2 separate regions of the Homo sapiens genome follow, and region 1 is linked to region 2. Evidence: read pairs that join two places in POLR2A ChIA-PET (ENCODE). Cell type or tissue: PC-9. All regions are shown on one strand. Each heading gives the region's core, and the rest is flanking DNA. Links, peaks and the distances in the headings are about the cores only. Region 1 overlaps MAP3K3 (mitogen-activated protein kinase kinase kinase 3). Region 2 overlaps DDX42 (DEAD-box helicase 42).

Region 1 (2,809 bases), core at 190-2,689, 130 kb before region 2:
CTGCTCTATTCTGCTGCTGTGAGGTCTGACATTTTATTAGGAAGTGAGGACTCTGGCCCTACTCAGAGTCATGGCTTTCAGACACACTGACACTGTGTCACCTGTGGGCATTAGAGGGAGGGCAGGATTCTCCTGTGATATGGTGCCATTACTATTCCCAGTAGAGCAGCCCTGGCTTTGTCCACATCAAGGGTCAGGTTGGTGAATTAGAAGTTTCTTCATGATGTCTCTAGGTCATGGGAAGCTGCACCAAGTCCATCAGTTGTAAAAGACTTTAGCTCCTTTGAGGACATAGAAAGAGGGAGTTTTTCGGTCTGTGTTCTGAATCTTACCTCATTAGGGAAGTGAAAGTAGTGTTACAAAACTCTTCTGTCCTTTTCTCCATTGTCAGTATTTTCATTATTGTTATTTTTTGTGGGAAGCCAAGGTAGAAGTTCTCAGTAGAAAAAATGTGACTGTACTTAATTTCTGAAGTTATTTAAGGAAAACATTCAGAAAGCATACAGAACTCTGGACATGGGATATTTGGGACCTTGCATGTTTGTGCATGTGCGGCACATGTACACATAAATGTGCCTTTCGGTGTTTTTTCCACTCTTTGCCTTTCTTTCCCATTGATATACTACCCCCTGCCACCCTCAGCTTTCCTTTGCTTTGAGCATTTGGACAGGTGAAGAGCATACCCATTAGTATGAGGTCTTCCTACTTTAAGAGTCTCACCACAGGACCTTAGTACCTCTAAACATTCTTGATTCTGGTAGTTCTCTACAGTTGGTACCTTTCAGCCTACTTTGCAGCTGGCTCCAGAGGAGACCTGTGGCTACTATTCTCCCTTTAAAATACACATTCACAAGCCTACAAGGTTGTCAGAGGCAACCCGGTGGAAGCATTGTGGAAAGTGTGGTCTGCAGAGCCAGGGTCCTTCTGCTCCTATGTGAGTTCCAGGCCTGGAGGGAGGAAGGTCTGAGCTCTGTCCCCAGCTGCTCTTCCTGTGTCCTGCCATTAGCAGAGAAGTTAAATTGTCACTTCACTGTTGCTACTTTTCACATTTTCCAACCTGAGTTTTAAAGGGATGGCCAAACTCAGAGCAGCAGAGTTTTCAATCAAAAGCACAATTGTGTTGGAGCCCAATTACGCAGTTAGGCTCTCCTGAATTCCCTGTTCCCAAAGTGGTATGCAGTTACAGTGAGCAGGCTTACACTGAGAAAGTGTATGTGTTTGGTTTCAGAGAAGCTGCCAGATTGAAACCACAAATATTTAAGGTGGTCAGGCAGGAATGGCCTTCTGAAGCCCTGAGCAGCAGAACGTTGCTTATCAAGGTTTTGAAAATGGTGCATTCTCTTTTTACGGAGCTGTTTTCAGGAGCCATGGCATTTCAGTGTTTGTGTACTATATGTGGAATTGAGGACTTTATAAAGTTGGTGCAGGGAAGCCAACAGAGTTAGTACTCTGTGCCACACAGCTCTAGTTTCGTGTATTTCACGTCAGGATTTTGTAGAGAATGTCATTATGGGCATTTTAAACTTTTTACCTGGAATATGGGTAGTATTTATCTAAATGTAGGCCCTTATAGAATTAGAATTCACAGGAAAGAGGAAAGAAGTCATGACTTTTCCCACTTATCCATGACAGGTATTCATTCTGGTGGGCTGACTTTCCCTTTACTTTGAGAATATGGGGACCAGACCCCTGACTGTCCTCCCTTTTGGCCCCAGGAGGGCTGGGGAGAAGGATTGTAGATTAAGATCTCCTTCCCTTTGGAAATGTTAATGACACACTGATGGGGGTGGTTGCATGGGTGTTAGACCTCTCTTTGAAGCACTGGCCTAAAAATGCCTGTTATTCAATAGGATGGCAGCAGCTTAGATCTTACCCAATCTGGAAGTCCTGGCCTCTGATCTTGACCAGACTTTCAAGCTGCTTTTGTGGGTTTTGAATGGCTCATTGCTAGGCCAAATGCAGAAGAATTTATCTCTGATCATGATCCTTTTTCAATAGTGTGCTAGGGACATCTGAGTGGACTTCTGGTATTTTATCCAGAAAGGCTGGACCCTTTTGCACTGTTGCTGAGGCCTTGAAGAAGGAGGGGTATGATTTGCTATTAGGCATTAATAGAAAGCTATCCTCTCAAAAGGCTTCAGAAACACCTCTATCTAGAGAATCCATCTAGATAGCACCTAACAGTATCACTGCTTGGGACAGTTGATTTGGAAGAAAAAAATATAAGAATTACAGTCTGGGCCGGGTGTGGTGGCTCACGCCTGTAATCCCAGCACTTTGGGAGGCTGAGGCGGGCAGATAAAAAGGTCAGGAGTTCGAGACCAATATGGTGAAACCCCGTCTCTACTAAAAATACAAAAATTAGCCGGGCGTGGTGGCCGGCGTCTGTAGTCCCAGCTACTCGGGAGGCTAAGGCAGGAGAATCGCTTGAACCTGGGAGGTGGAAGTTGCAGTGAGCCGAGTTCGAGCCACTGCACTCCAGCCTGGGGGACAGAGCGAGACTCCATCACACACACACAGAAAAAAGAATTACAGTCTCAATGGGTTTCCTAGTGGAGATGAAACTAATTTGGTTAGCAGTATAATTTCCAAAAATGAAAGGTGGTGATGGACAAAGGAAAAAAACAGGAAGGAATTACCTTCTTGAGATGTTAGGCTTTGCGTGAAGGATAGATTATGGTTTATATTAATAGTCTATCAATGTTGCCCTGTAGAACTTTCTGCTATAATGGAAATGTTCTATATCTGTGCTGTCCAGTACACATATGGCTGCTGTACATGTGGCTAATGAGCACTTGAAATGTGGTTG
Region 2 (2,809 bases), core at 310-2,809:
TTTTGTATTTTTTGTAGAAATCAGGTCTTTCATTGTTGTCCAGGCTGACCTCTAACTCCTGAGCTCGAGCCATCCTCCTGCCTTGGCTTCCCAAAGTGCTGGGACTGCAGTTGTGAGCCACTGTGCCCACCTCATTTTGTTTTCTTCTTTTGGTACTATCACCACAATCTAGCCACAGGACACTTTTCATCTTGTAAAACTGAAATTCTGTACCCATTAAACAATAACACCCTATTCTCCCCTCCTCGCAGCCCCTGGCAACCACTCTTCTACTCTGTGTCTCTGAGTTTGACTATTCTAGGTATCTCTTTTTTTTTTCTTTTTGTTTTCTTTGTAGAGATGGGGTCTCGCTGTGTTGCCCAGGCTGGTCTCAAACTCCTGGCCTCAAGCCATCCTCCTGCTTCCCAGAGTACTGGGAATATAGGCGTAAGCCACTGCATCTGCCTCTTTTATTTTTTTAGTAACCAAATAGAAATTTGGGTGGCTATCTTTTGCTTCTTCTGTCAGCTATACTCCCACAAATCTCTGTGATTGTCAAGGTTCAGTAACCATATACACTACATGGTTTAATAGTAGGAAAAACTGCCGGGCACGGTGGCTCACGCCTGTAATCCCAGCACTTTGGGAGGCCAAGGCAGGCAGATCACCGGCGGTCGGGAGTTTGAGACCAGCCTGACCAACATGGAGAAACCCCATCTCTCCTAAAAATACAAAATTAGCCAGGCGTGGTGGCACATGCCTGTAATTCCAGCTACTTGGGAGGCTGAGGCAGGAGAATCACTTCAACCTGGGAGGCGGAGGTTGTGGTGAGCTGAGATTGCGCCATTGCACTCCAGCCTGGGCAACAAGAGCGAAACTGTCTCAAAAAAACAAAAAAAAAAAAAAGTAGGAAAAACTGTTGTCAAGAGACTTAAGTAATGATCCATTGAGGATGATCTGGCTTAGATTTAATCAGGAAGGGTGGTTAGCTAGATAACAAGGTTTGTAGTAATAAAATAGAGTTTTCATAAATACTGGGATGAATTTTGGAGAGCCTGAATACATTACATTTATTCATACAGCAAAATTTTTTGAGTACTATGCAGACACCAAGGATATAGTGCTGGACAAATTGAGTCAAGTCTATGCCCTCATAGAGCTAACATTCTACTCAGGGTATATAGAAAGCACAGTTCCTTGGCCTTCCTAGAGTCAGTAATTGAGGGACAATGAGCTGTGTGTTCTAGATGAGCTAGGGAAAGGATCGCTTTTCCAACTTGCTAAGTCTTGAGAGCCAGTAAGCAACCCTCACCTGCCCAAGGTCTCACTGCCTGCCTGTTTGTGGCAGGAGTTGATTTGCTGCTTTTGTAATATGAACCTTTTGATTATTTAATAGGGCTGATTCATAGTCATGTTTGTTCTTTTCACTCCTTCCCTCTAGCTTTGGGGGAAGAGTGAGTTACTCCTGTTGTTAAAAGTTTTGATTGTGTCTGGTCTTCTCTGGAAATCCTATGACTTTTTTCTGTCATTTTGCATCTTCAGTTTTTCAGACTTTACTGGTTTTTCCCCTTTAGCATATAAACATGCCTATGTTTCTTTAAAAAATAAAATTTCTGTAGGTAATGCTTCACTTTCTCCTTCCTATCATTGATAAACAGCCTACAAAGTACTCTTGACTCCTCTTGACCTAGTCTTCATCTTCTACTACTTACTTGCCAGGTACTCCTCAACCCTGTCCCTACTGCTCCATTGAAACTGCTTTCACTGATGACTCCTGGTTGCCTATACAACAGAAGAATTTTAGTTCTTTTTGTTTTGTTTTTTTGAGACAGAGTCTCGCACTCTCGCCCAGGCTGGAGTGTAGTAGCCGGATCTTGGCTCACCGCAAGCTCTACCTCCCAGGTTCATGCCTTTCTCCTGCCTCAGCCTCCTGAGTAGCCGGAACTACAGGTGCCCGCCACCACGTCCGGCTAATTTTTTGTATTTTTAGTAGAGATGGGGTTTCACCGTGTTAGCCAGGATGGTCTTGATCTCCTGACCTTGTGATCCGCCTGCCTTGGCCTCCCAAAGTGCTGGGATTACAGGCGTGAGCCACCGTGCCTGGCACATTTTAGTTCTTAACTTACCTAACTTCTCTTTAGTTTTCTGCCTATAGAGCTTCTTTCTCCTCACCCGTGTTCCTCCTTGTCTCCCCTTCCTTCTTTCCCCCTCTTCTTTCTTTCCCTTCCCCAATCCCTGTTCCATCTGAAGTTTCCATGTAAGCTTCTCTTTTTCTGCCCATTCCTAAATAGTGATATATGTTAAGAATTGTCTTACTGGGCCGGATGTGGTGGCTCACGCCTGTAATCCTAGCACTTTGGGAGGCCGAGGCAGGTGGATCACGAGGCCAGGAGATCGAGACCATCCTGGCTAACATGGTGAAACCCCGTCTCTACTAAAAATACAAAAAATTAGCCGGGCCTGGTGGCAGGTGCCTGTAGTCCCAGCTACTGGGGAGGCTGAGGCAGGAGAATGGTGTGAACCCGGGAGGCAGAGCTTGCAGTGAGCCGAGATTGTGCCACTGCACTCCAGCCTGGGCGACAGAGTGAGACTCCGTCTCAAAAAATAAAAATAAAAAAAGAATTGTCTTACCAGCTGGGCGCAGTGGATCACGAGGTCAGGAGTTTGAGACCAGCCTGGCCAACATGGTGAAACCTGTCTCTACTAAAAATACAAAAATTAGCTGGGCACGGTGGTGCGTGCTTGTAATCCCAGCTACTCGGGAGGCTGAGGCAGGAGAATTGCTTGAACTCAGGAGGCGGAGGTTGCAGTGAGCCAAGATCATGCCATT

What was found. Peaks named below come from ENCODE experiments on the same cell type or tissue, not always from the same donor. Only the 100,000 strongest peaks of a DNase experiment are listed, where the experiment ranks them.
Region 1: POLR2A ChIA-PET joins it to region 2 with 5 read pairs; 5 of 35 experiments call an interaction of 5 or more read pairs at or near these places.

Annotation. Positions count from the first base shown.
Region 1 is chr17:63,646,305-63,649,113 of GRCh38, forward strand. The region is part of intron 3 of MAP3K3 (mitogen-activated protein kinase kinase kinase 3); the gene reads left to right. Among named protein-coding and RNA genes, the nearest start is that of MAP3K3, 25 kb to the left of the region's middle. RefSeq lists an enhancer at 739-788. In PC-9, for the core only: no CTCF peak of the experiment used is centred there; a DNase peak (open chromatin) is centred at 1,237.
Region 2 is chr17:63,779,432-63,782,240 of GRCh38, forward strand. The region is part of intron 1 of DDX42 (DEAD-box helicase 42); the gene reads left to right. Among named protein-coding and RNA genes, the nearest start is that of DDX42, 6.7 kb to the left of the region's middle. In PC-9, for the core only: no CTCF peak of the experiment used is centred there; a DNase peak (open chromatin) is centred at 1,320; H3K4me3 peaks cover 740 bases; H3K27ac peaks cover 2,030 bases.